Regions from separate parts of the Mus musculus genome. Here region 2 is linked to region 1. A link is a loop called in an ENCODE intact Hi-C map of the cell type or tissue named here. Cell type or tissue: left cerebral cortex. All regions are shown on one strand. Each heading gives the region's core, and the rest is flanking DNA. Links, peaks and the distances in the headings are about the cores only. Region 1 holds the start of Zfp442 (zinc finger protein 442). Region 2 has its middle 9.7 kb from the start of Gm52531.

Region 1 (17,184 bases), core at 4,024-12,023:
TTTAATAAAGTGTTTCTGGGGTGTGTGTGTGTAATGTGATTATGGATTTCTAGACCATATCAGATAAGCAGAGACTTGGTGACAGCATTATAGCATCTATTTTGGCCATCTTTATACAATGATCATGGTCAGGTTGCTATTATTGTATACTGTAGTCACTTCCTACTGAGCCATCTCACTCATGAAAAAATAAAATTGGTAGAAGCATTACAGCAGTAAAATATCCTCTTCTTTTCATACTGTAAACAGGAAGTCATTTTCAGCTATTGCCTTTTCCATAATGATAAGCAGCCTAGTTTTGGGAATAGTATCCACAGGCAGGCAACAGAGTCTGGGACTCTTCCTGCTCCATTTCTTGGGTATGGTGTCTGAATATCAAGCTGCTTGTGTGTGGGAGGGGAGTGTAGTACCAGCCATGAATGCATTTTGATTGGTGGTTCAGTCTCTGAGAACACCCAAGGGTCCAGGTCACTTGACTCTCTTGCTCTACTTGTGAAGTTTTTATCCCCTCTGGGTTCCCCAATCTCTCCTACAAATCCTCCACAAGACTTTTGGAGCTTCCTCCAATGTTTGGGGGGTCAGTCTCAACTTCAGATTTGGATAGCTGATGTCTGGAGGCTCTAAGAGGAAAGTTAGGTTAGGCTCTGGTGTGTAAGCATGGCAGAGTATCATTAATATTGTCAGGGTTTGGTTCTTATTAATGCTATGGGTGTAAAGTCATTGGTCATGCACTCAGACTCCCAGTCTTCTTTGTCTGTACATCTCCTGTAGGGCAAGAAGGTTTTGTAGGTGAGTTGGGATCATCGTTTCTTCACTGGGGTTCTTTCTTGGCTATAGGAGGGAGTCACTTCAGGCTCCATATCACCCACTGCTAGGACCAAATCTCAGCTACAGTCACCCTCCTAGATTCCCTGGGGCCTCCCCCATTCCTGGTCTCTGGCATATCCTACAGATGTCCTCCCCTATAGCTAGAGCTGCAGCTCTCCACCCTCTCTTCCCACACATTATCCCCCAGCATTCCCCTCACCTTCCCACCTGCCACACAGTTCCCTGCCTCCATTCACCTCTGAAGACTGGTATTTCCTCTTCTAAGTGAGAGTCAAGCATCCTTCCTTGTGAACTTGTGATTTAGCTTCTTTGCTCTGTGGATTGTATCATGGAAATCCTATAATTTGTGGCTAAAATCCACATATAATTAAGTACATAACTATGCATGTCCTGAGTCTAGGTTACTTCACTGGTCTATCTGATTTTTTATGGTTCGATCCATTATTTTTCCTTGTTTTAATAATTGAATAGTATTCCATTGTATAAATTACATTTTTTTTCACCCGTTCTCCTGCTGAAGGACATCTGGATGGTTTCCAGTTTCTGGCTATTAAAAGTAAAGCTTCTCCCTTCCGGTCAGCGCCAGCACCGGGTCACCTAGGGCATGGAGTCCGCAGACACCCCCAAGGTCCCCAGAGGACTCTCCTCGAGATCTTAGGATCACTGGTGAGTGGAACACAACAACTGTTCCAATCCAATCGTGCAGGACCTGAGACAGCAGAAGGGGAGTAGAAAACTGGCTTGACCAGGGGCACAAGTCTTTTCCAGTTGGCACCAGCACCGAGTCACCTTGGGCGTGGAATTGGCAAACACCGCCACAGTCCCCAAAGTACACTTCACCAGATCTTGGGATCACTGACCAGACAGCTTTATGGTCCTCAAAGGAGACACCACTTCCAGGCACTGTAACACGCCCAGGATCTTAGGACAACAGGATCCCAGGATAATAGGAGCTGGGTCACACCAGTATTTCAGGGTCTCAGAGGAAGTTTGACTGCCAAAAACTCTGACACACCCAGAATCTCAGGTTCACAGGAGCCCACAATCAAAGGATCACAGAAAAAGCTGGACTCTGAGGAGTCCTTAATCAACTGGGATTATAGGAAGGACAGGCTCCAATCAGATATATTGAGGGCAGCAATCACTTGAGATAATCAAATTGCAGGAGGCAAGATTAAGAACAGAAGCAACAGAAACCAAGGTTTCTTGGCATCATCAGAACCAAACTTTCCCACCATAGCAAGTCCTGGATACTCCATCACACCAGGAAAACAAGACATGGATCTAAAGTCACTTCTCATGATGATGATGGAGGACTTTAAGAGGGAAATAAAGGAAAACATAGGTAAACAGCTAGAAGCCTTTAAAGAGGAAACACAAAAATCCCTTAGAGAGTTATAGGAAAACACTACCAAACAGGTGATGGAATTGAACAAAACCATCCAGGATGTAAAAATGGAAGTAGAAACAATAAAGAAAACCCAAAGGGAGACAACTCTGGATATAGAAACACTAGGAAAGGAATCAGGAACCATGGATGGAGCATCAGCAACAGAATACAAGAGATGGAAGAGAGAATCTCAGGTGCAGAAAATTCCATAGAGAACATGGACAACAATCAAAGAAAATGCAAAATTCGAAAAGACCCTAACTAAAAACATCCAGGAAATCCAGGACACAATGAGAAGACCAATCCTATGGATAATAGGAGAACATGAGAATGAAGATTTTCAACTTAAAGATCCAGTACATATCTTAAACAAAATTAAAGAATAAAACACCCCTAACCTAAAGAAAAAGATGCTCATGAACATACAAGAAGCCTACAGGACTCCAAATAGACTGGAGCAGAAAAGAAACTCCCTGCTACATATAATAATCAGAATACAAATGCACTAAATAAAGATAGAATATTAAAAGCAATAAGGAAATAAGGTCAAGTAACATATAAAGGCAAACCTATTAGAATTACACCTGACTTCTCATCAGAGACGGAAAGTCAGAAGATCCTGGACAGAGGGTATAAAACCCTAAGAGAACACAAATGCCAGCCCAGAATACTATACCCAGCAAAACTCTAAATTACCATAGATGGAGAAACCAAGGTATTCTATGACAAAACCAAAGTCACACAATCTCTTTACACGAATCCAGCCCTTCAAAGGATAATAAAGGGAAAACGCAAACACAAGGAGGAAAATTATGCCCTAGAAAAGGCAAGAAAATAATCCTTCAACAAACCTAGAAAGATAGCCACAAGAACAAAATCCCAGCTCTAACAACAAAAATAAAAGGAAGCAACAATTACTTTTCCTTAACATCTCTTAATATCAATGAACTCAATTCCCCCCAAAAAAGACATAGACTAACAGACTGGCTACATAAACAGGACCCAAAATTTTGCTGCATACAGGAAACCTACCTCAGGGACAAAGACAGACACTACCTCTGAGTAAAAAGTTGGAAAACAATTTTCCAAGCAAATGGTATGAAGAAACAAGCTGGAGTAGCCATCCTAATATCTGATAAGATTGACTTCCAACCCAAAGTCATCAAAAAAGACAAGGAGGGGCACTTCGTTCTCATCAAAGGTAAAATCCTCCAAGAGGAACTCTCAATTCTGAATATCTATGCTCCAAATACAAGGGAAGCTACATTCATTAAAGAAACTTTAGTAAATCTCAAAGCACATATTGCACCTCACACAATAATAGTGGGAGACTTCAACACCCCACTTTCATCAAAGTACAGATTGTGGAAACAGAAACTAAACAGGGACACAGTGAAACTAACAGAAGTTATGAAACAAATGGATCTAGCAGATGTCTACAGACCATTTTATCCTTAAAAAAAAAAAAAGGCTATACCTTCTTCTCAGCACCTCACGGGACCTTCTCCAAAATTGACCATATAATTGGTCACAAAACAGGCCTCAAGAGATACAAAAATATTGAAATTTTCCCATGCACCCTATCAGACCACCATGGACTAAGGCTGATCTTCAATAACAACATAAATAATGGAAAGCCAACATCCACGTGGAAACTGAACAACACTCTTCTCAATGATACCTTGGTCAAGGAAGGAATAAAGAAAGAAATTAAAGACTTTTTTAGAGTTTAATGAAAATGAAGCCACAACATACCCAACCCTATGGGACACAATGAAAGCATTTCTAAGAGGGAAACTCATAGCTCTGAGTGCCTCCAAAAAGAAACTAGAGAGAGCACACACTAGCAGCTTGACAACACATCTAAATGCTCTTGAAAAAAAAGGAAGCAAATTCACCCAAGAGGAGTAGACAGCAGGAAATAATCAAACTCAAGGGCGAAATCAACCAAGTGGAAACAAGAAGAACTATTCAAAGAATCAACCAGTCGAGGAGCTGGTTCTTTGAGAAAATCAACAAGATAGATAAACCCTTAGCCAGACTCACTAGAGGGCACAGAGACAGCAAATTAACAAAATCAGAAATGAAAAGGGAGACATAACGACAGATCCTGAAGAATTACAAAACACCATCAGATCCTTCTACAAAAGGCTATACTCAACAAAACTGGAAAACCTGGAAAAAATGGACAAATTTCTAGACAGATACCAGGTACCAAAGTTAAATCAGGATCAAGTTAACGATCTAAACAGTCCCATATCCCCTAAAGAAATAGAAGCAGTCATTAATATGCTCCCAGCCAAAAAAAGCCCAGGACCAGATGGGTTTAGTGCAGAGTTCTATCAGACCTTCAAAGAATATCTAATTCCAGTTCTGCACAAACTATTCCACAAAATAGAAGTAGAATGTACTCTACCCAACTTATTCTATGAAGCCACAATTACTCTGATACCTAAACCACAGAAAGATCCAACAAAAATAGAGAACTTCAGACCAATTTCCCTTATGGATATCATTGCAAAAATACTCAATATAATTCTCGCTAACTGAAAACAAGAACATATTAAAGCAATCATCCATCCTGACCAAGTAGGTTTTATTCCAGGGATGCAGGGTTGGTTTAATATAGGGAAATACATCAATGTAATCCATTATATAAACAAACTCAAAGACAACAAACCCACATGATCATCTCGTTAGATGCTGAGAAAGCATTTGACAAGATCCAACACCCATTCATGATAAAAGTCTTGGAAAGATCAGGAATTCAAGGCCCATACCTAAACATAATAAAAGCAATCTACAGCAAACCAGTAGCCAACATCAAAGTAAATGGTGAGAAGGTGGAAGCAATCCCACTAAAATCAGGAACTAGACAAGGCTGCCCACATTCTCCCTACCTCTTCACAATAGTACTTGAAGTCCTAGCCAGAGCAATTCGACAACAAAAGGAGATCAAGGGGATACAAATTGGAAAAGATGAAGTCAAAATATCACTATTTGCAAATGATATGATAGTATATATAAGTGACCCTAAAAATTCCACCAGAGAACTCCTAAACCTGATAAACAGCTTTGGTGAAGTAGCTGGATATAAAATTAACTCAAACAAGCCAATGGCTTTTCTCTACACAAAGAATAAACAGGCTGAGAAAGAAATTAGGGAAACAACACCCTTCTCAATACTCACAAATAATATAAAATATCTCGGCGTGACTCTAACTAAGGAAGTGAAAGATCTGTATGATAAAAACTTCAAGTCTCTGAAGAAAGAAATTAAAGAAGATCTCAGAAGATGGAAAGATCTCCCATGCTCATGGATTGGCAGGATCAACATTGTAAAAATGGCTCTCTTGCCAAAAGAAATCTACAGATTCAATGCAATCTCCATCAAAATTCCAACTCAATTCTTCAACGAATTAGAAAGAGCAATCTGCAAATTCATCTGGAATAACAAAAAACCTAGGATAGCAAAAACTCTTCTCAAGAATAAAAGAACCTCTGTTGGAATCACCATGCCTGACCTAAAGCTTTACTACAGAGCAATTGTGATAAAAACGGCATGGTACTGGTATAGAGACAGACAAGTAGACCAATGGAATAGAATTGAAGACCCAGAAATGAACCGACACACCTATGGTCACTTGATCTTCGACAAGGGAGCTAAAACCATCCAGTGGAAGAAAGACAGCATTTTCAACAAATGGTGCTGGCACAACTGGTTGTTATCATGTAGAAGAATGTGAATTGATCCATTCCTATCACCTTGTACTAAGGTCAAATCTAAGTGGATCAAGGAAATTCACATAAAACCAGAGATACTGAAACTTATAGAGGAGAAAGTGGGGAAAAGCTTCGGTGATATGGACACAGGGAAAAAAAATTTCCTGAATAGAACAGCAATGGCTTGTGCTGTAAGATCGAGAATTGACAAATGGGACCTCATGAAACTGCAAAGCTTCTGCGAGGCAAAAGACACCGTCAATAAGACAAAAAGGCCACCAACAGATTGGGAAAGCATCTTTACCTATCCTAAATCCAATAGGGGACTAACATCCAATATATATAAAGAACTTAAGAAGGTGGACTCCAGAAAATCAAATAACCCCATTAAAAAATGGGGCTTAGAGCTAAACAAAGAATTCTCACCTGCGGAATACCGAATGGCTGAGAAGCACCTGAAAAAATTCTCAGCATCTTTAATCATCAGAGAAATGCAAATCAAAACAACCCTGAGATTTCATCTCACACCAGTCAGAATGGCTAAGATCAAAAATTCAGGTGACAGCAGATGCTGGTGAGGATGTGGAGAAAGAGGAACATTCCTCCATTGTTGGTGGGATTTCAAGCTTGGAAATCAGTCTGGCGGTTCCTCAGAAAATTGGACATAGTACTACCGAGGATCCCGCAATACCTCTCCTGGGCATATATCCTGAAGATTTCCCAACCGGTAAGAAGGACACATGCTCCACTAGCAGCCTTATTTATAATAGCCAGAAGCTGGAAAGAACCCAGATGCCCCTCAACAGAGGAATGGATACCAAAAATGTGGTACATTTACACAATGGAGTACTACTCAGCTATTAAAAAGGATGAATTTATGAAATTCCTAGGCAAATGGATGGACCTGGAGGGCATCATCCTGAGTGAGGTAACCCAATCACAAAAGAACTCACACAATATGTACTCACTGGTAAGTGGATATTAGCCCAGAAACTTAGTATACCCGAGATATAAGATACAATTTGTAAAACACATGAACCTGAAGAAGCACGAAGACCAAAGTGTGGACACTTTGCCCCTTCTTAGAATTGGAAACAATCACTCATGGAAGGAGTTACAGAGACAAAGTTTGGAGCTGAGACAAAAGGATGGACCATCTAGAGACTTCCATATCACTATCACTACTGACACTCCAGACAATGTCTTTGCTGTGATATCATGTAAAATTAAGAAACAAATTAGATGTCACAGGATACACCCCAATAAATTTAATTTCTATTTTTCTGTACTAACTGTTATCTCAGAGGCTTACTGCCTCAGTCTGGTAACTTTGGCCTAGTTAGAAGCTTCTAGCCTCTGTGCAATCTAATCTAGGCCTACAATGTCTTCAGCCCCTGAGATTCTGCTGAATAAACCCACCCCTTCCTACTTCTTTCTGGTCTCTAGCTGGCTGTTTCAACTCAGCTCTTCTGGTTCAAACTCCTCACCAAGCTGACTGATTCAGTCTGGTTTCTCTCATCTCCTGAATTAATCCGAATAGCCTCAAACTAACTGTGGCAGTCAATTGTAATCACCTGGGTTTTTCTCATTCTCCTGTTTGTTCTGTATATCTATATTGTTTTCTCTGTAACTAGTCTCTATAACTGTTGTGGTAAAACTGCCTGCCTCCCTTCTCTTCACTCTCTCTTAAGTAGCTTCTCTTTCCTGTCTCTTTTCATGAGAATTGGGCTTATCCCGTTTTGTCAAATCTTTCTCTGATTAGCCACTTTGTCTGCAACTAGACACCATTTTGAAACATGAGTTGATTCATTCTATGGACTAACTTCACCTTCACTTTTTCTGAATACAAGTTTGTACTCAGGCCTGGGGGACCCAGAAGTTTTATGGTCTGCCTTGTCCTTTCTGAGTTCCATATTTTGGTCCATACATTTACCTGCAATCAAGGATCCGCATCCCACTCCTTAACCCACAGCTCTGTCTGCCTCCTGTGAGGCCCGTGCCCACACCTAGACAACCAGGTGAGATATCTACAGCCCAATCCCCTGTCTGCTGGGCCCCTGGCAATCCAGCAGGCATAAGGTCTGACTCTTTCTTCCTGATCCCTATCTTCCAGTTCACACTTCTACCTGCAATTTCAGATCTGCAGTCCACTCCCATGGACACAGCTCTGCCTGCCTCTTGGGAGGACTGCTCCCATTCACAACAACCAGGTATGACACCCACGCCCCAAACCCTACTGTGACCTGGGAAGAACAGTCCCAGAAGACTCCTACTCCCAGGGACTACCAGACTGACAAAACCAGAGACAACCAGATGGCCAAAGGCAAGGACAGGAACATAATCAACAAGAGCCAGTACAATGAGACATCATCAGAAACCAGCACTCCTACTACAGCAAGCCCTGGGTATCCTAACACACATGAAGAACAAAATTCTGACTTTATATCTCATCTTATGAAGATGATTGAGATCTTTAAAGGGGAAATAAATAAATCCCTTAAAGAAATAAAGTAAAATATAATCAAACAGGTGAAGGAATTGGCCAAAATTATCCACGATCTAAAAATGGAAATAGAAACAATAGAGAAATCACAAATGGAGGCAACCCTGGAGATGGAAAACATAGGAGAGAGCACAGGGACTACATATGTAGGCATCACTGACGGAATATAAGAAAAGGAAGAGAGAATATCAGGTATAGAAGACACCATAGAAGATATCCATATACCAGTTAAAGAAAATGCAAAATGTAAAAAGATCTTAACAAAAAGACCAAATCTAACAATAACAGAAATAAAAGAGGGAGAAAATTCCCAGTTCAAAGGGCTAGAAAATACCTTCAACAAAATCATAGAAGAAAACTTCCTAACCTAAAGAAAGAAATGGCCAAAAACATACAAGAAACCTACAGAACCTAAACACTAAAAGCACAGAAAAAATATTAAAAGCTGTAAGGGTATGAATAGGTCAAGTATAAAATAAAGACAGACCTATTAAAATTATACCAGAATTCTCAACAGAGTCTGTAAAATCAGAAGATCTTAGACAGAAGTCATGCAGACCCTTAGAGACAACAGATGCCAGACCAGGCTATGCTACCAGCAAAACTCTCAATTATCATAGATGGAGAAACCAATATATTCCATGAAAAAAAAATTTAAACAATATCTTCCTACTAATCCAGCCATATGTAGGATAGTAGGAGGAAGACTCCAACTCAAGGAGGGCATTTAAACCCAAGAAAACACAAGAAATTAATTATTTCACAACAAACCCAAAAGAAGAGAATCACACACACATAATCACACACTCTGTTTTAGTCAGGGTTTCTATTCCTTCACAAAACATCATGACCAAGAAGCAAGTTGGGGAGGAAAGGGTTTATTCAGCTTACATTTCCATATGCTGTTCATCACCAAAGGAAGTCAGGAGTGGAACTCACAAAGGTAGGAACTCGGAGGCAGGAGTGGATGCAGAAGCCATGGAGGAATACTGCTTGCTTACTGGCTTGCTTCCCCTGGCTTGCTCAGCTTGCTTTTATATAGAAGCCAGGGCCACCAGTCCAGGGATGGCACCACCCACAGTGGGCTTGGCCCTCCCCGCTTGATCACTAATTGAAAAAGTTCCTTACAGCTGGATCTTGTGGAGGCATCACCTCAACAGAGGTTTCTTTCTCCATGATAACTCCAGCCCGTGTCAAGTTGACACACAAAACCAGCCAGGACACCTTGTATGGACTTGAACCAATTTTAATAATTTATCAGATAAATAAGTAATTATTATTTAGAATAGGTGTTGTAAAACGGGTTCTTTTAGTAAAAAGTTAGATCTGAAAACTGTTTATCCTTTAACATGAAGCCTGAAAGCAAGGCAAACCTGCTTACCTTTTCTTAAGCCGACACCCAGTAGCTTTAATTAATTAATGAACTAACTAATGGACTAATGTACTAACAAGGTGCTTATAGCCTTGGGGGGAAGAGCTGATTGTCTGCTGTTGCATGACTGACAAAGCTACAGTTAGTTTAGCTCTTAATGTGATCAGAGACCCAAAAAGGATAAATTATAATGGCCTATGAATGTATCAATTCAAATAGCAGAGAGTCATCCATACTCCATTACCTAGACAGTCATCACAAGTCCCTGGGGTCGGCGCTGCAATGGGGCCAGAGGTATACATTCCTATAGAGGAATACATATAGAGGTATACATTCCTATAGAGGAATACATATAGAGGTATACATTCCTATAGAGGAATACATATAGAGGTATACATTCCTATAGAGGAGAATGGGAGGAACTGACATCAACTTGTCTATGCAAAGTGGGGCAATCAATTCTCTTGTGTCTTGGTTGTCCACAGTTTAGGCCATGTTCTAGGGCTGTGAGAGGCATTGGGACAGTCTTTCCCATTGCTTAACGTTAACACAATCAGGTAGAATGCATTGTTTCTGTGTCTATTATGTTGTCGAGACCTTGGATGTCATTACTAGGATCTGAGAGTCTCTGTCTGTCATAGTACTTTTAATCTTATGTGTCATATTCAGCACATGTCTGGCAGATTTGAGGGTAAGTATCTACAAAGCATATCTGAGTTAAATAATCTTTGTCTAGTTTTAGTTGTTTGGTCATAAAACAGAAGGCTAACCAACCAGACAGCATACACTAGCTGGCACAAGACCCCTGATATATGTCTGGTCTGGCCTCAATGAGAGAAGAGGCACCTAACCCCTAAGAGACTTGAGGCCCCAGGGAATGGGAAGGCCTGGTGGAATGGGATGGGGTGGGGTGGGGGAAGGTGGGAGGCTGGGTACATCTTCTTGGAGACTGGAAGGAGGAATGGGGTAAGGAAATGTAAGAAGGGCAAACTGGGAGGGGGTAAAAACTGGACTATAAAAAAAGATTAAAGATAATTGAAACAAACAAACAAAATCAAATGGCTAAATAAAACTTACCTTGTTTTTTATTGTTATATTTAGCATTACTACAAATACAGTTCTTAACATATTAAACAATTTGATCATTTATAAAGTGACTATTGACTTACATTTCTGAATTATCCTTAATAGTTTAAAATAAAAAATGATGATTTCATAATTAAAGCTCTTTCCATAGCATAGAGACTGGAAACTTTCTTGATTCTTAAATGATATATGATTACACAACATATCAGGTTCTTGTTTGACTCAGTTTCCAAAATAAATAAATGAATAAATAAACAGGTATAGCTTTACTATGCTAGTAAAAACAAGAAGGTTAGATATTAGATATATGTATTTATTTATATTTTCTAATTCAGAGTCTTCATTTTTAGAAATTTATTCTAATGAAATGATTTTTTTTCGGCGACACAGATATATGTCTGGTAATATTAGTTTATATTTTCAAAACTTGTCACATGTTGAGCTTAAATGTTTTATTTATTTATTTATTTATCCATTTTTTCTGATCTCAGCCCCCCTCCTCTCTACCCAATAACAACATAACATACCCTTATACCTTTTCCCTCCTCCTGGGTACCAAGCTGCTGCAGGACTAGGCCCATCCTCTCCCATTGAGGCCAGACCAGGTAGCCCAGATAGGGGAAGGGGATCCAAAGCCAGGTCACAGAGTCAGACACAGACCCTTCTCCAGTTTTTAGGGAACCCAGATGAAGACTAAGCTGCACATTTGCCACATAAGTGCAGGGTGCCTAGCTTCAGCCCATGCATGCTCTTTGGTCGGTGAGTCCTCAACAGCCCACATTTCTTGACTCTGTAGGTCTTCCTGTTGTATCCTTGACCCCTCCGGCTGGCTCCATCCTTTTCCCCACCTCTTCACAAGACACTCCTAGATCCGTTTAAAGTTTGTGGTGGGTCTCTGCATCTGCTTCCATCAGCTGCTTGGTGAATTCTGGTAGGATTTGCTGAGGGAGGCAGAGGGAGGAGGAACATAAGTTTTAGTCCAGCCTGAACATATATATTTAAATCATTTTCTGTTAGTCTGAAGAGACCTTAGGTAAAGAGAAACATACTTTTCCATTAATCTATCGAATTCATTTTACATCCCAATCGTTGCCTCCCATCCCGCCATACGCAGTACCTCCCCAGACTCACTCTCCTTCACCTCTGAGAGGGATGGGGACACCACCCTGGTGCATACTTTTACACCAGGGATAATGCCAAGTTTTTTTTAATGTTGTGGTGACCCCAATCCTAAAATAAACAACAAATTTGCAGACAACCATCGTAAAAATGCCTTTTGACCCCCAAAGGATTGCAACTAATAGGTTTGTGCCAAGTTCTTTGTCAGACTGCCTCCGGTCATCATTGCATCATAAAATATGAATACGTCAGTCTGTGGAGTTTAGTTGTGGTCCTAAGTTTTAGTCTTTTACTTACCTACTCATCAAGATCATATATTAAACCTAAGCTCCTGGTTATGTTTTACCTTGTAACAAAAAGACTAAGAATGACATTCAAATGTTTCTTTGTAAATAATTTAAATAACTTCTGGAATTTACCAGCAGTACTTCCTACCAGGAAATAAGCATCTTGTATTCCTTGTGTAAGAGAACTCATATTGCTATTCACTAGCACATGCTGTGTGTTTTACACTGACTTAACAGTGTCAAAAATATTGTATAAATGGCCTTCCCAATGTCCAAGAATCACCAACATGCCAAGATTCCCTTGCAACTGAAATACTTTCAGCAGTGGCCTTTCCTATCTTGAAGTGTTCAACTGCATTCAACCATGCTATGTCCCTCCAGTACATACACACCCAGCCAATTTTTCATCTGTGCCTATCAGAGGCAGGCAGGATCTCTGAATTCTTTTGCAGTGTTAGAAAATGCACTTTCTGTCTTCTAAGTTTCAAGGGACTGGGGTCACAGGTGTTGATTCATAGAATAATCAAAAGGGATCCTGGAATAAATATCCAAATTCATACATGATTTTTAAAAAAACCTGAGTTTTCAGTCTGCATGACAAGAGCTAGCAGGAAATGATAGCAGTTCATTTTTAGAATTTTTCTGTAGTGACAGTAGAGTGAGATATCTGAAGATCACTGGAGAGTGAACACAGCTCATCAAGAATTTTTTCTAAAGGGATTTCTGAGGTCAAAAACCCAAAGAATTACTTAGACAGCTGACACAGCTCTTTAAAAATGGTTTCTAGCAGCTATCCAGAAAAAACAGCTCTTTTAGAATTATTATTATTATTATTGTTACTATTATTACTACTACTACTACTATACTTGCTTTCTGATTTTAATAACCCCAAGAATTACTTTTGGAAGTTTTCTTTTTGACTAGGCCAGTTGGTCCAAGAATTCTTATAGAATTTTTACTAGCAGACAGAGAGAGCTGTCTTGAGCAGAAAAATACCTGTCTAAACCAGAGAGTATTAAGAATAGAAAGAAAAAGCTAGTGCAGAGCAGAAACACCCCTACACACACACACACACACACACACACACACACACCACACCACACACCACACCACACACCACACACACACACTCCACACACACACATACCACACACACACACACACACACACACACACACACACCACACACACCACACACACACCACACACACACACACACACAGAGAGAGAGAGAGAGAGAGAGAGAGAGCGCACAAGCAAGCAGTGCCACCAGCTTGGACCCATGATTTGATTTTAAGTTGCTTGTTTTCCTGCTGCTCTCAAATACCGTACTCTTAGGAACCCGTACATAGGCAAGTTTGGTCCTTGGCATTTTGGCATTTGTGTTCTTTTTCTTTTCTATATTTGAGAATTGTGGCATTGATACATTTAGTGGTTAGATCACATATCATGTTTAGCAGGTAGCATCGGCTCCTAAGCAATCTACTTACACAGTGTCATTTTCTTAATCAGATCTTGTAGTTCTCAAGATGAACACCCCACAGGCATTTCTGTCCATCATTTTTATAATTTACATATAATTCTGCATGACTTTGAGCTAAGAATGCCATTCAATATCTCTGCTTTTACCTTGAGACCAAGTTCATAAGAGGATTTAGCTTAGCAAGCTTTGGAGTAGGCAAACCTCTATGTGAATGCATCCACCTTTTTTTAAGTAAAGTCTCAATGCTTCCTTTTTTATAAGAAAATCATTGCTTTGGAAATGGCTCCCATGCTCTCCTTGCCTGCCACAAGAAAAAAAAATCCTATCTGTCCTTGTCTAGATAGTTGTACTGGCTATTTTGGTAGTCGAGTTAAATATATCTGGAATTAGCTAAAGACCAAATAGTTGGCTATTGTGGGCCTTTTTCCCCCCCTGAATTATAGCTTTTGAATTGGAAAAACCCTTATATAATCTGAATCATTTGAGTTGACAGATCCATCTTTAATCTAGGCCACACCTTATGGTGGTGGCTTATATACATAAAGGACACTGAAGATGATAGATGCCTCTTTCTCTTTGTCTACTTGCCCTACCTTTGTCTAGCAAATTAATTTTTAAAAAACCAGGCATTAGAGCTTATTTCTTTAAAATTCTGATATATACTGAAGACCAGCTGAGGCATGTGACCACATGGACTGAACCACTACTGGATTCTTCAACTTTCCACTGTTGGGCTAGTAGAACGAAACAACTCTTGAGCCATTCTAATAAATCCATTTCCAACATGATAGACTGATTCTATCAGTTCTCTTTATCTAGAGAAACTTTACTAATATAGCTGTGGGGTTTGTTGTTTGTTTGTTTGTTTTACCAAAGCCCTGAGGATGATGAGCTGGTTAACAAGAATGATCCACAGTGTTTGTCATGTGCTTCCTGCTTGGCTCTGAGGGTTGACTGGTAACTGTTAGGCGAAAAGTACTCACACTTTACCTGAACCCTGAAAAAGACACAAAACAAAACACTTGTTTCCTAATATCTTTCTTTCATAGTTAATACTCTGGGCACCCTTCCACTTGTGGGACAGGATAACTCCACTGTAAGTTGAGAAATGGGCTATGCAAGTTATGGACCTAGATTACAGGAGGAAGAAGGGAAAGTACTGGTGCTGTGATTGGGACTTAGGACAGCTCCAACTTTGCAACAAGGTAGCACAGGGTCACTGCCCACAAAGAGGAGAAGCAGGTAGCTCAGCATCCAGACGCTGGAGTTGTGGGTCGTCCCCGGACTTAGATGGGAAAACAAACACAAGTTGTACTGAAATGAAAAGCTCTGCAGATCTGCAAAAGGACTGGCCTCTGACTAGAAGCCTGTGCCTGGAATTATTCCACGCTGTCCCTTCCGCGCACTCTAACCCTAAAGGTGGTGCTTATGTCACTCAAGACTCACTAGCCAATCAGCACATATACGCGGTCCTGTAATCGGAGGAGAAGGCGGGCTTTTCCGGGAGCTTTCCTGGGAGCTTTCCTGCAAGGTCCTCCTCTCTGAAGCTGAGCAATCTGGAGTGTATCTTCTTGGCGTGTTCTGTGTGCAGGCTCAGACAAGCTCAGAAGTCCCGACATGGTAAGTGCAGGGCCATGTCCCACAAAAGGCGGATGAGCAGAGGGAACTGGAGTCGTGGGCCGTCCCTGGGGCTCCGTGATAAATAACAGCCAGACAGAAGCAGCAACTTGTGAGGTTCCCTGTGGTCCTGTTCTCTCCCTGGAGCCGGAGGTGGCCTCTGAGTAACCTCACTAGGGTGGCTGCATCTGCACAAAGCATTTGGGGAAAGGGCTTCTGTGTAGAAACATCCTTGGCAAGAAGCCAGACGCGGAGAGCTTTAGTTTCTCTGATATCTTCAGGAAGTTCTGGCCTTAGCATTTAGCCCTTTAATATGTAGGTTTGCAAGTGTAAGATCCCTTTGGCTTTGATTTTGTGGAAGCTGTAAAAGGCACCTCGTGTGTTGGGTAGCACTCCAATATTGAGCTGTGATTTAGAAGCGTAAAATTGATGATGTAAAGGATTTACCAAAACTTACAGTGACACCAAGAAGAATGTAGCTGAGGGAGGAACTGCCTCTAAAACACCCCACGGATAATAGGATGCTAGTATATGTGTTTGTTTACCAGAATTGTCCAGACATCTGTCTACAAAACATAACAAAGGAGACAAATCTGGTTTACAATCATGAATTAGGCCCATCCCGATATCAAAAAACAGGCCTCTAACAAGTGGCTCTAAGGGGCAAAATAGGGTCACGACCAACATTAAGGCCTGGTGTGCCATAAAGGTCCGGTTTTCTTCTTGAGCAAAGCATAGTTTTGCCACGTGGACAAGACTACACTTGGTGATAACTGAAAAGGAAAACCACTGCTGTGCTGAGGACTGGCCTGGTCCAGGGAGGCTTTCTATGAGGCCTTCATGAATGGAGAATGGCCCAGCCCCTTCTCAGTCTCCAGAGCCAATGACAGCCTGGGGCTTAGGCTTAGGGGCTTCCCCTAAGGCCCTGAAGTGCTGAGAATAAAATAGAGCTCCTTCTCTAAAGCAAGGATGGTGCTTGGGAGAGCGGGTGGTGGTCTGGGGCCAGGGCCTTCAGGGCCTCCAGGGCCTTCGGGGATGGCTTGCTTCAGACCCTGAGATCCCAACTCTTCCTACCACATGCGGCTATGGTTATCAGTCCCGAGTCCAGTGTGGGCTTGGTCAGGAATGTTTTTGAGAGGTTCAGTGTTCCTTTTGTACAACGTTCTTCTATTAGATCCTTCCTGTCTTTTTTCCATTCATGGTAGTTTGTGCTGATTTCACACAAGTCTCCTATTTTGTTCCATTTTGTCCCTGTAAGAAGTATACAGGCTGATATTCTCCAGAAGCCTGTGTGGCATAAGACAGAGCCCGTCCAAGATATCCCCATCCCAGCTTTGATACTTTCTCCCTTCAACTTTTCCAACCTTCGCATCTTCTGGCTCCTCTATCTCAGAACCCTGTCACTGATGAATGACCTGCTGTTTCAGGGCACTGATTTATTTAAGAAATAATTCTGATTATATCTATTCTGTGTAAGTCTCCCATCTGTGGGACTTGCAGTCTCTAGTCCATATTTAAATTGTTTAAAACATTGCCCAGGGCTGGAACCTAAGACACACTTACATGAGACAGCATATGTGGAATGTAAAATCTGTTCTGGGCTGTCTCTTCTCTAAGCATTAGCCAGAGCTGAATATATGCTGCAATTAAAGAAATTTTTCTTAATTAATCTTGTAATTGTTTGTGGAGTGATTGCTCCCTGGGGAAGGTATCTTATTCTAGGAGAGCTGCATCTTCTTCCCTGTAATAGAAGTGTTTCTAAGACAAGCTATGTTG
Region 2 (13,464 bases), core at 868-8,867, 250 kb after region 1:
TGAGGATTCACCGACCAAAGAGCATGCATGGGCTGAAGCTAGGCACCCTGCACTTATGTGGCAAATGTGCAGCTTAGTCTTCATCTGGGTTCCCTAAAAACTGGAGAAGGGTCTGTGTCTGACTCTGTGACCTGGCTTTGGATCCCCTTCCCCTATCTGGGCTACCTGGTCTGGCCTCAATGGGAGAGGATGGGCCTAGTCCTGCAGCAGCTTGGTACCCACGAGGAGGGAAAAGGTATAAGGGTATGTTATGTTGTTATTGGGTAGAGAGGAGGGGGGCTGAGATCAGAAAAAAGTGGATAAATAAATAAATAAAACATTTAAGTTCAACATGTGACAAGTTTTGAAAATATAAACTAATATTACCAGACGTATATCTGTGTTGCCGAAAAAAAAAAATCATTTCATTAGAATAAATTTCTAAAAATGAAGACTCTGAATTAGAAAATATAAATAAATACATATATCTAATATCTAACCTTCTTGTTTTTACTAGCATAGTAAAGCTATACCTGTTTATTTATTCATTTACTTATTTTGGAAACTGAGTCAAACAAGAACCTGATATGTTGTGTAATCATATATCATTTAAGAATCAAGAAAGTTTCCAGTCTCTATGCTATGGAAAGAGCTTTAATTATGAAATCATCATTTTTTTATTTTAAACTATTAAGGATAATTCAGAAATGTAAGTCAATAGTCACTTTATAAATGATCAAATTGTTTAATATGTTAAGAACTGTATTTGTAGTAATGCTAAATATAACAATAAAAAACAAGGTAAGTTTTATTTAGCCATTTGATTTTGTTTGTTTGTTTTAATTATCTTTAATCTTTTTTATAATCCAGTTTTTACTCCCTCCCAGTTTGCCCTTCTTACATTTCCTTACCCCATTCCTCCTTCCAGTCTCCAAGAAGATGTACCCAGCCTCCCACCTTCCCCCACCCCACCCCATCCCATTCCACCAGGCCTTCCCATTCCCTGGGGCCTCAAGTCTCTTAGGGGTTAGGTGCCTCTTCTCTCATTGAGGCCAGACCAGACATATATCAGGGGTCTTGTGCCAGCTAGTGTATGCTGCCTGGTTGGTTAGCCTTCTGTTTTATGACCAAACAACTAAAACTAGACAAAGACTATTTAACTCAGATATGCTTTGTAGATACTTACCCTCAAATCTGCCAGACATGTGCTGAATATGACACATAAGATTAAAAGTACTATGACAGACAGAGACTCTCAGATCCTAGTAATGACATCCAAGGTCTCGACAACATAATAGACACAGAAACAATGCATTCTACCTGATTGTGTTAATGTTAAGCAATGGGAAAGACTGGCCCAATGCCTCTCACAGCCCTAGAACATGGCCTAAACTGTGGACAACCAAGACACAAGAGAATTGATTGCCCCACTTTGCATAGACAAGTTGATGTCAGTTCCTCCCATTCTCCTCTATAGGAATGTATACCTCTGGCCCCATTGCAGCACAGACCCCAGGGACTTGGGATGACTGTCTAGGTAATGGAGTATGGATGAGTCTCTGCTATTTGAATTGATACATACATAGGCCATTATAATTTATCCTTTTTGGGTCTCTGATCACATTAAGAGCTAAACTATCTGTAGCTTTATCAGTCATGCAACAGCAGACAATCAGCTCTTCCCCCCAAGGCTATAAGCACCTTGTTATTACATTAGTCCATTAGTTAGTTCATTAATTAATTAAAGCTACTGGGTGTCGGTTTAAGAAAAGGTAAGCAGGTTTGCCTTGCTTTCAGGCTTCATGTTAAAGGATAAACAGTTTTCAGATCTAACTTTTTACTAAAAGAACCCATTTTACAATGCCTATTTTCAATAATAATTACTTATTTATCTGATAAATTATTAAAATTGGTTCAAGTCCATACAAGGTGTCCTGGCTGGTTTTGTGTGTCAACTTGACACAGGCTGGAGTTATCATGGAGAAAGAAGCCTCTGTTGAGGTGATGCCTCCACGAGATCCAGCTGTAAGGTACTTTTTCAATTAGTGATCAAGCGGGGAGGGCCAAGCCCACTGTGGGTGGTGCCATCCCTGGACTGGTGGCCCTGGCTTCTATATAAAAGCAAGCTGAGCAAGCCAGGGGAAGCAAGCCAGTAAGCAAGCAGTATTCCTCCATGGCTTCTGCATCCACTCCTGCCTCCGAGTTCCTACCTTTGTGAGTTCCAGTCCTGACTTCCTTTGGTGATGAACAGCGTATAGAAATGTAAGCTGAATAAACCCTTTCCTCCCCAACTTGCTTCTTGGTCATGATGTTTTGTGCAGGAATAGAAACCCTGACTAAAACAGAGTGTGTGATTATGTGTGTGTGATTCTCTTCTTTTGGGTTTGTTGTGAAATAATTAATTTCTTGTGTTTTCTTGGGTTTAAATGCCCTACTTGAGTTGGAGTCTTCCTCCTACTATCCTACATATGGCTGGATTAGTAGGAAGATATTGTTTAAATTTGTTTTTTTTTTTCATGGAATATATTGGTTTCTCCATCTATGACAATTGAGAGTTTTGCTGGTAGCATAGCCTGGTCTGGCATCTGTTGTCTCTAAGGGTCTGCATGACTTCTGTCTAGGATCTTCTGATTTTACAGACTCTGTTAAGAATTCTGGTATAATTTTAATAGGTCTGTCTTTATTTTATACTTGGCCTATTCATACCCTTACAGCTTTTAATATTTTTTCTGTGCTTTTAGTGTTTAGGTTCTGTAGGTTTCTTGTGTGTTTTTGGCCCTTTCTTCCTTTAGGTTAGGAAGTTTTCTTCTATGATTTTGTTGAAGGTATTTTCTAGCTCTTTGAACTGGGAATTTTCTCCCTCTTTTATTTCTGTTATTGTTAGATTTGGTCATTTTGTTAAGATCTTTTTACATTTTGCATTTTCTTTAACTGGTATATGGATATCTTCTATGGTGTTTTCTACACCTGATATTCTCTCTTCCTTTTCTTATATTCCGTCAGTGATGCCTACATATGTAGTTTCTGTACTCTCTTCTATGTTTTCCATCTCCAGGGTTGCCTCCATTTGTGATTTCTCTATTGTTTCTATTTCCATTTTTAGATCTTGGATAATTTTGGCCAATTCCTTCACCTGTTTGATTATATTTTACTTTATTTCTTTAAGGGATTTATTTATTTCCCCTTTAAAGACCTCAATCATCTTCATAAGATGAGATATAAAGTTAGAATTTTGTTCTTCATGTGTGTTAGGATACCCAGGGCTTGCTGTAGTAGGAGTGCTGGTTTCTGATGATGTCTCATTGTACTGGCTCTTGTTGATTATGTTCCTGTCCTTGCCTTTAGCCATCTAGTTGTCTCTGGTTTTGTCAGTCTGGTAGTCCCTGGGAGTAGGAGTCTTCTGGGACTGTTCTTCCCAGGTCACAGTAGGGTTTGGGGCGTGGGTGTCATACCTGGTTGTTGTGAATGGGAGCAGTCCTCCCAAGAGGCAGGCAGAGCTGTGTCCATGGGAGTGGACTGCAGATCTGAAATTGCAGGTAGAAGTGTGAACTGGAAGATAGGGATCAGGAAGAAAGAGTCAGACCTTATGCCTGCTGGATTGCCAGGGGCCCAGCAGGCAGGGGATTGGGCTGTAGATATCTCACCTGGTTGTCTAGGTGTAGGCATGGGCCTCACAGGAGGCAGACAGAGCTGTGGGTTGAGGAGTGGGATGCGGATCCTTGATTGCAGGTAAATGTATGGACTAGAATATGGAACTCAGAAAGGACAAGGCAGACCATAAAACTTCTGGGTCCCCAGGAGTACAAACTTGTATTCAGAAAAAGTGAAGGTGAAGTTAGTCCATAGAATGAATCAACTCATGTTTCAAAATGGTGTCTAATTGCAGACAAAGTGGCTAATCAGAGAAAGATTTGACAAAACGGGATAAGCCCAATTCTCATGAAAAGAGACAGGAAAGAGAAGCTACTTAAGAGAGAGTGAAGAGAAGGGAGGCAGGCAGTTTTACCACAACAGTTATAGAGACTAGTTACAGAGAAAACAATATATATATATAGAACAAACAAGAGAATGAGAAAAACCCAGGTGATTACAATTGACTGCCACAGTTAGTCTGAGGCTATTCCGACTAATTCAGGAGATGAGAGAAACCAGACTGAATCAGTCAACTTGGTGAGGACTTTGAACCAGAAGAGCTGAGTTGAAACAGCCAGCTAGAGACCAGAAAGAAGTAGGAAGGGGTAAGTTTATTCAGCAGAATCTCAGGGGCTGAAAACATTGTAGTCCTAGGTTAGATTGCACAGAGGCTAGAAGCTTCTAACTAGGCCTAAGTTACCAGACTGAGGCAGTAAGCTCTGAGATAACAGTTAGTACAGAAAAATAGAAATTAAATTTATTGGGGTGTATCCTGTGACATCTAATTTGTTTCTTAATTTTACATGATATCACAGCAAAGACATTGTCTGGAGTGTCAGTAGAAACTTTCAATATTTGACCATTATTGGCGCTATTACAAAAAATGGGGATCTTTGAGGTTAGACTAAATGCATTGAGCATAAACCTATAGTGAGTTGGATGAGGATGCAGTTGACTGAAAGTAAATTCTCCCAGATAGGATAATACATTTAAATGCATGTATCTTATTGGTAACTTTCTTTGAGGTACTTTTGGAAGCCCTAGGAAGAGGAGTCTTGTGGGGGAACATTCTCACTGGAGATGGGATGTTAGCATCTATATCCTCACCTCATTCTCAATTTTTTGTCTAAATTCCTGTGGTTGAAACTGATCAATCAGTTTCCTTGTCCTATTGTCATGATTTCACCTGTCATGCTTTACAAACTACCCCTAAATAAACTAAGATGAAGTAGAAGAAATTGCATTTTACTGCTAAGACATTTTCCTAGCCTGAAAGATTTTCTTTCTTTCTTTCTCTCTCCCTTCTCTCCTTCCTTTCTCTCTCTTTCTCTCTTTCCCTTCCTTCCTTCCTTTCTCTTTCTTTCTTTCTTTCTTACTATCTCTTCCTTCTGTCCGTCCTTCCTTCCTTCCTTCCTTCCCTTCTTTCTTTTTGTTTTGTTTTGTTGTTTTGATTTGTTTCGTTTTATTTTATTTTATTTTCAAGACAAAGTTTTTCAGGGTAATCCTAGTTGTCCAAAAAATATGTCTCAAGATCATGGTAGACTTGAACTCGGAGATCCTCTGCTTCCCAGGAATCATCCAGAGGGTGTGCAATAAAATTATTCCCAAATAGATCCTAAACCTCATTGATGAATGCATGTGCAGAACCTCTTGAAGACACTAGAGAAATTTCACCTCTGAGTTTGGCAAACTGACTTACACAGCTATGTTTAAAGCACATTGAACAATGATTGCAAATGACAAATATGTCTTTAGGCACAGGCACTTCACCCCATGCTAGAGGAAACTCAGTTTGCAGAACAAAGTCGTTAAGAGGCCAGTGCCCTGACCCAGGTAGATGCAAACACCACTTGAGTAACACCTGGATACTGTACCTGGCTTCTTGTTGCTTCCCCACTCCTTCATATCTCTGGAAAGCACCTCCTAGCTCACTACGTGAGGTCGTCTGAGCTAAATGGACTCACACACACTCCCCTCACAGATCACAGCAGTGGTTTTAGAGTGCTTCACATGCTCCTACATGAATGGTGGAGCAAGCCTACAACTTGGAAGCTAGAAGAGCCCTCTATTCTTCAAGCTGGTGGGCATAGTTGGATGCCATGATTGGCTATTAAGTCCTGAGTGACAAGTACAGCTTGCTTTAGGCCTCAAAGTACTAAAGACACACAGCACAGTCCTTACCTACCCTGGCTTCCACCCCAGAAACTGATTAGGTTCAGTTCTGCAGAGACTTGCAATTCACAGTCCTTCATGCCTGTCCTCCAAAAGCTGACTGTGCTGTCTTCCCTCACTTAACCAAGCCCCAAGTAGCTGTACAGTCCTCAAGGCTGGATGTATCAGCTATATAAGCAGGAATTCTGAGAACTTTAATCTAATACCATTAAAGGAACGAGCGTACTAGAGAGTGCTTGGGTAAACAGAAAAAGAACAAGAACTTCCTTCTTCCATGTTTTGTATTTAGACCACTAACAGGTAAAGCCCAATTTAAAGGTGGATTGTCCCACCTCAAAAGAACAAGATTAACGATGGGCTTTCCCACGTCATATAATTTCATTAAGAAAAATCCCTTACAGGTGTACCCAGATGAATGAGCTTTCATTATTTCCAGATGAATTTAAGTTGACAATGAAGAATAGCCATCACATGTGCTGATACCGGATCGATGAGAAACATTTCTTATTTGTAGCAAGCTAGGAGAAGACAGTAATCATTTCCAAAGATTCCTAAGCATGCTGAAGATCCCTTCTGATCATGATCAAAATGTAAAAACAGAGACGTATATGAGCATTGTTAGCTCAAAGTCATGCAGAAATCTTTGTAAAATATAAAATTGTTGAACAGAAATACTTCTGTTATGTTCATCTTGTGTCATAAGTTCGTAGCTGAAAAATCAAGTAAATGATACTGTGAAATGTAATGGCTAAGTATCTAATGTTATTAAATATGATGTATTATCTAAAAGATACATGTATCAATGCCTCAATTCTCAAGACCAAAAAGGACAGAGGACACAAATAGATAAAACATTAAGGAAAAATCACTTATCAGCCCTGTGGATGATGTGGTTAGACGAACAGCTACTCTGAGATGTTCTAACCAAAGAATATAGCTGTTTCTCCCTCTGAGCACTTCGGTTCAAAAGAAGGCCACACTTGCTTCCATGCAGGACTAAAAAGAATTCATTTCAGCTAGCCTTGGCTGCTGTGTTCCCATGGGCTTTGACATTATTGTTCCTTCTTTTAAAGTTCATTTTATGTATTTAATGGTTACTTAAATGTGTTGTGCTCACTACCTGAACAGTTCAGAAGAGAACATCAGATTCTGTAGAACCACTTGTTATAGCCACTTGTTAGCCAACATATGAATGCTGACAATAGAACCTAGGTCCTCTGGGTCACCCCCCCCCCCCACAAGACCTTAAACACTGAGCTATTTCCCAAAGCCAGAGATTCTTCCTAATGCTTCAACATTTTAATACAGTTTCTCATGTTTTGTTGATCACCAGCCATAAAAATTACTTCATTGCTACTTCATAAGTGTAATTTTCCTGCTGTTATCAATTGTTATATAAATATATACTATGCAGAGTATGTGATATGATAACCTCACAAAAGTTTTATACCACCACCAAAGCAGTTGTGACTGTCTGGTTAAGAACCCCTGATCTAGGCCCTCTAATTTTCATTTTATTTTAATTCAATTTCATTTCAAATATAACTTCTCCACTTTCCTTCTTTCTTGCCATTCATCCATTTTTTCACAAGTTCCCTACTCAGCCCTCTTCCTTGTCAATTTTCTATATACAGTTTTATGAATAACTGTGCACAGATATATGAATACAACACGATGAGTCAATTTTTTTTGGTTGCATCTATATAGTTTCAGGGTTAACATCGAACTGGAAATTATTTATGCAGTTAGAGAGTTCATAAACTCTACAGAATATACTAACATGATAGATAGTCAATTTTGAAAATGGTAGATGTTATGGGAACTTGTGAATAATCTTATTCAAACCACTATATTCCATTCTCTGCCCTGCCCATTGACTTTAGCCATGTCAGAGTGCAAAAATGCATTCAGTCCAACTTCAAAAGTCCCCATGGTCTACAATAGTCTCAACAGCATTTAAATGTCTGAACCTGTGGGTTCTATGGCCTTAGTGAAACCAATTATCACACTTGAGGGAGATTCTACTCTGTAGCCTCCTGTGGCCACGTGAACTGGGTTCCCCTGAAAGGTGGGCTGGGGCTGAAAGAGATCAGAGTGTGAGAAAAGAACGAGGCCAAGACAAACCTTTCTGTTCAAAGCCTCTGAAGTTTACTGAGAGTCAGTGCTTATAAAGAGGGTAGGCCCATCTCCCTGCCAGCCCATTCTTGGTGCCTGGAGCCAGCCCATAGGTGATCTGCAGGGTGTGTTTCCGGAATGTCTCAAGAACCTTTCAGCAGGAAGCAGAGTCTTGGAGAAGAGCAAATAGAGCCATGAAGGTGAGCCGGCTCTACCCTAGGTAATCTCCTTAGTGGCAGCAAGGTCAAAGTCTGGATCAGCCGGCTTCAAGGCTGAGGGAGGCTACACTACTCCATAATAATGAAGAAGAGTCTGATCCCCTTGTGATCCAGGCTCCCTTAGACAGAAAACATAGTTTAAAGTAGAAAACAAGAGCTGAAGAAATAACTCAAATATAAGAGCCCCGCAGACTCTTTTTGAGCCTAAAAGATCCATTCCACTCCAAATATGGTGGTTCAAGCAATCTGTAATTCCAGTTCCATGGAATCTGGTATCTTCTTTCTGCTTTCCTTACCACCAAGTATGAACTGGATACACAGACATACTTACAGGCAAAACAACTATATATATATATATATACATTAAATAATGACTAAAACCACAATAACAAAAAGACAACTTGCAGCATTAGATTTATTTTTCAGCCTGTGCATGGTAGTACACAAGTCCTTAAATCACAGGACTTGGGGTGTAGAGGCAAAAAGACCATTGTCATTTGAGGAAAACCCATGAACCATTAACATACACTCAAAGAAGAGAAAGACAAGAAGAAGGAGGACGAGGAGGAGGAGGAGGGAGGGGGGAGGGGGAGGGGAAGGAGAAGAAAACTTAGTAAGCAAGGAAAAGATTTTAAGAGACATTTTCCCATTTTACTGTGCCTTTGGTTTGATTTGCATTTCTCTGATGACGCAGAATGTTAAACAGTTCTTTAGGTATTTCTTGGCCATTTGAGATTCCTCCATTGAAAATTCTGATTAGCTCAGTACCCCATTTTGTTTTGCAAGTTAACCTGGCCATATTTTAATAACATTTCACAAATGACAATTTATGACAATTGAATTTCATGTAATTTCCTTTTTTATTGGCTATTTTCTTTATTTACATTTCAAATATTATCACCTTTCCTGGTTTCCCTCTGAAAAACACTCTCCTCCTAAAGGCCCCCCTCCCCCTAAAGCCTCCCTCCTCTCTCTAAAGGCCTCCCCCCTCCCCCTTTCACAAACCCACACACTCCTGCTTCCTGGCCCTGGCATTCCCCCAAACTGAGACAGAACATTCATAGGACAAAGGGCCTTTCTCCTCATTGATGTCCGGCTAGGCCATCCTCTGCTGCATATGCAGCTGGAGCCATGAGCCCCACCATGTGTGCTCTTTGGGTTGTGGTTTAGTCCCTGGGTACTCTGGGCGTACTGGGAAGTTCATATTGTTGTTCCTTCTATGGGGCTGCAAACCCCTTCAGCTCCTCAGGTGTTGCTCTAGTTCCTTCACTGGGGAACCTGTGTTCTGTCTAATGGATGACTGTGAGCATCCTCTTCTATATTTGTCAGGCACTGGCAGAGCCTCTCAGGTGACAGCTATAGCAGGCTCCTGTCAGCAAAATCTTGTTGACATTCACAACAGTGTCTAGGTTTGGTGATTGTATATGGGATGGATCCCCAGATGAGTCAGTCTCTGGATGATCATTTCTTCAGTCTCTACTCCACACTTTGTCTCTGTAACTCCTTCCATGGGTGGTTTGTTCCCCCCTTCTAAGATGTATCAAAGTATCCACACTCTGGTCTTCCTTCTTTTCATGTGGTTTGTGAATAGTATCTTGGGTATTCCAAGCTTCTGGGCTTCTGGACTAATATCCACTTATCAGTGAGTGCATATCGTGTGTGTTCTTTTGTGATTCGGTTACCTCACTCAGGATGAGATCCTCCAGATCCTTCCATTTGCCTATGAATTGCATTTATTCATTGTTTTTAATAACGGAGTAATACTTGATTGTAAATGTACCACATTTTCAGTATCTATTCCTATGTTGAGGGACATCTAGGCTCTTTCCAGCTTCTGGCTATTATAAATAAGGCTGCTATGAACATACTGGAACATATGTTCTTATTACATGTTAGAGCATCTTCTGGGTATATGCCTAGGAGTGGTATTGCTGGGTCCTCAAGTAAGCAATATGTCCAATTTTCTGAGGAACTGCAAAGCTGATTTTCAGAGTGGTTGTACCACTTGCAATCCCACTAACAATGGAGGAGTGTTCCTCTTTCTCCACATCCTTGCCAGCATCTGCTGTCACCTGAGATTTTGATCTTAGCCATTCTGACTGGTATGAGTTGGAATCTCAGGGTTGCTTTGATTTGCATTTCTCTGATGACTAAGGAAGTTGAACATTTCTTTAGGTGCTTCTCAGTCATTTGGCATTCCTCAGATGAGAATTCTTTGTTTAGCTCTGTACTCCATTATTGCTAGTGTTATTTGTTTCTCTGGAGTCTAACTTCTTGAGTTCTTTGTATATATTGAATATTAGCTCTATATTGGATGTAGGATTGGTGAAGATCTTTTCCCAATCTGTTGGTTGCCTTTATGCCTTATTGACAGTGTCCTTTGCCATACAGAAGCTTTGCAATTTTATGAGGTTCCATTTGTTGATTCTTGATCTTACAGGACAAAGTCATTGGTGTTCCATTCAGGAAAATTTCCCCAGTGCCCATATATTTGACGCTCTTCCCCACTTTCTATTCTATTAGATTCAGTGTATCTGGTTTTATGAGAAGGTCCTTGACCCAATTGGACGTGAACTTTTTACAAGGAGATAAGAATGGATCAATTAGCCTTCTTCTACCTGCTAACTGCCAGTGAGCCAGCACCATTTGTTGAAAATGCTGTCTTCTTTCCACTGGATGGTTTTAGCTGCTTTGACAAAGATCAAGTGACCATAGGTGTGTGGATTCATTTCTGGGTCTTTAATTCTATTGCATTGATCTACCTGTCTGTCACTGTACCAATACCATGCAGTTTTTAATCACAATTGCTCTGTAGTACAGCTTGAGATCAGGAATGGTGACTCCCCCAGAAGTTCTTTTATCATTAAGAACAGTTTTCACTGTCCTGGGTTTTCTGTTATTCCAGATGAATTTGGAAATTGCTCTTTCTAAATCTATGAAAAATTAAGTTGAAATTTTGACAGGGATTGCATTGAATAGGTAGATAGCTTTCAGCAAGATGGCCATTTTTGCTATATTAATCCTGCCAATCCATGAGCATGGGAGATCTTCATATCTTCTGAGATCTTCTTTGATTTCTTTCTTCAGAGACATGAAGTTATCATACAGATGTTCTACTTCCTTAGTTAGAGTCACACCAAGGTATTTTATATTATTTGTGACTATCGTGAAGGGTGTTGTTTCCCTAATTTCTTTCTCAGCCTGTTTATCCTTTGTGTAGAGAAAGGCCACTGATTTGTTTGAGTTAATTTTATATCCAGCTACTGCACTGAAGCTGTTTATCAGGTTTAGGAGTTCTCTGGTGGAATTTTTAGGGTCACTTATATATACTATCATATCACCTGCAAATAGTGATATTTTGACTTCTTCCTTTCCAATTTGTATCCCCTTGACCTCCTTTTGTTGCTAATTACTCTGGCTAGGACTTCAAGTACTATATTGATTAGGCTGGGAGAAAGTGGGCAGCCTTGTCTAGTCCCTGATTTTAGTGGGATTGCTTCCAGTTTCTCACCATTTAGTTTGATGTTGGCTACTGGTTTGCTGTAGATTGCTTTTATTATGTTTAGGTATGGGCCTTGAATTCCTGATCTTTCCATGACTTTTATCATGAATGGGTGTTGCATTTTGTCAAATGCTTTCTCAGCATCTAACTAGATGATCATGTGAATTTTGTCTTTGAGTTTGTTTACATAGTGGATTACGTGGATGTATTTCCATATATTAAACGATCCCTGCATCCCTGGGATGAAGCCTACTTGATCATGATGATTATTTTGATGTGTTCTTTGATTCAGTTTGAGATAATTTTATTGAGTTTTTTTGCATTGATATTCATAAGGGAAATTGGTCTGAAGTTCTCTTTTTTGTTGGGTCTTTGTGTGGTTTAGGTATCAGAGTAATTGTGGCTTCATAGAATGAATTGGGTAGAGTACCTTCTGTTCCTATTTTGTGAAATAGTTTGAGGAGAATTGGAATTAGGTCTTCTTTGAAGTTCTGATAGAACTCTGCACTAAACCCACTAAATCTGGTCCTGGGCTTTTATTGTTTGGGAGACTATTAATGACTGCTTCTTTTTCTTTAGGGGATATGGGGCTTTTCAAATTGTTAATCTGATCCTGATTTAACTTTGATATCTGGTATTTGTCTAGAAAATTGTCCATTTCATCTAGGTTTTCCAGTTTCATTAAGTATAGCTTTTTGTATTAATATCTGATGTTGCTTTAGATTTCCTCAGGTTCTGTTGTTATGTCTCCCTTTGTAATTTCTGATTTTATTAGTTAGGATACTACGTTTGCCCTTTAGATAGTCTGACTAAGGGTTTATCTACCTTGTTGATTTTCTAAAAGAACCAGCTCCTGGCTTGGTTGATTGTTTCTATAGTTCTTTTTGTTTCCACTTGGTTGATTTCAGCCCTAAGTTTGATTATTTCCTCAGTGTACTCCCCTTGGTGAATTTGCTTCCATTTGTTCTAGAGCTTTTAGGTGTGCTGTCAAGCTGCTAGTGTATGCTCTCTAGTTTCTTTTTGGTGGCACTCAGAGCTATGAGTTTTTCTATTAGGAATGCTTTCATCGTGTTCCTTCAGTTCGGGTATGTTGTGGCTTCATTTTCATTAAACTCTAAAAAGTCTTTAATTTCTTTCTTTATTTCTTCCTTGACCAAGGTATCATTGAGTAGACTGTTGTTCAGCTTCCACGTGAATTTTGGCTTTCTATTATTTATGCTGTTATTGAAGATCTGCCTTAATCTGTGGTGATCTGATAGGATGCATGGGATAATTTCAATATTTTTGTATCTCTTGAGATCTTTTTTGTGACCAATTATGTTTTTTTTTTTTTTTTTTGGAGAAGGTACCATGAGGTGCTGAGAAGAAGGTATATCCTTTTGTTTTAGGATAAAATGTTTTGTAGTTATCTGTTAAATCCATTTGTTTCAAAACTTATGTTAGTTTCAATGTGTCTCTGTTTAGTTTCTGTTTCCAGGATCTGTCCATTGATGAGAGTGGGGTGTTGAAGCCTCCCACTATTATTGTATGAGGTACACTGTGTGCTTTGAGCTTTACTAAAGCTTCCTTAGTGAATGTGGATGCCCTTGCATTTGGAGCATATCCAGAATGGAGAGTTCCTCCTGGATGATTTTCCCTTTGAGGAGTATGAAGTGCCCCTCCTCGTCTTTTTTGATAACTTTAGGTTGGAAGTCGATTTTATTCAATATTAGAATGGCTACTCCAGCTTTTTTCTTGGGACCATTTGCTTGGAAAATTGTTTTCCAACTTTTTACTCAGAGGTAGTGTCTCTTTGTCCCTGAGGTAGGTTTCCTGTATGCAGCAAAATGTTGGGTCCTGTTTATG

Evidence for each region. A loop is a pair of places that touch in the nucleus more often than their neighbours do. Peaks named below come from ENCODE experiments on the same cell type or tissue, not always from the same donor. Only the 100,000 strongest peaks of a DNase experiment are listed, where the experiment ranks them.
Region 2: it touches region 1 in a loop (18-fold over the local background); 14 of 42 quality-filtered maps call a loop at or near these places.

What each region holds. Positions count from the first base shown.
Region 1 is chr2:150,449,629-150,466,812 of GRCm38, reverse strand. Zfp442 (zinc finger protein 442) reads left to right here and starts at 15,312. Exons shown (of 4, transcript NM_001310645.1): 1 at 15,312-15,411. The coding sequence starts at 15,409. In left cerebral cortex, for the core only: no CTCF peak of the experiment used is centred there; no DNase peak of the experiment used is centred there.
Region 2 is chr2:150,200,662-150,214,125 of GRCm38, reverse strand. No RefSeq gene overlaps it. Among named protein-coding and RNA genes, the nearest start is that of Gm52531, 9.7 kb to the right of the region's middle. In left cerebral cortex, for the core only: no CTCF peak of the experiment used is centred there; no DNase peak of the experiment used is centred there.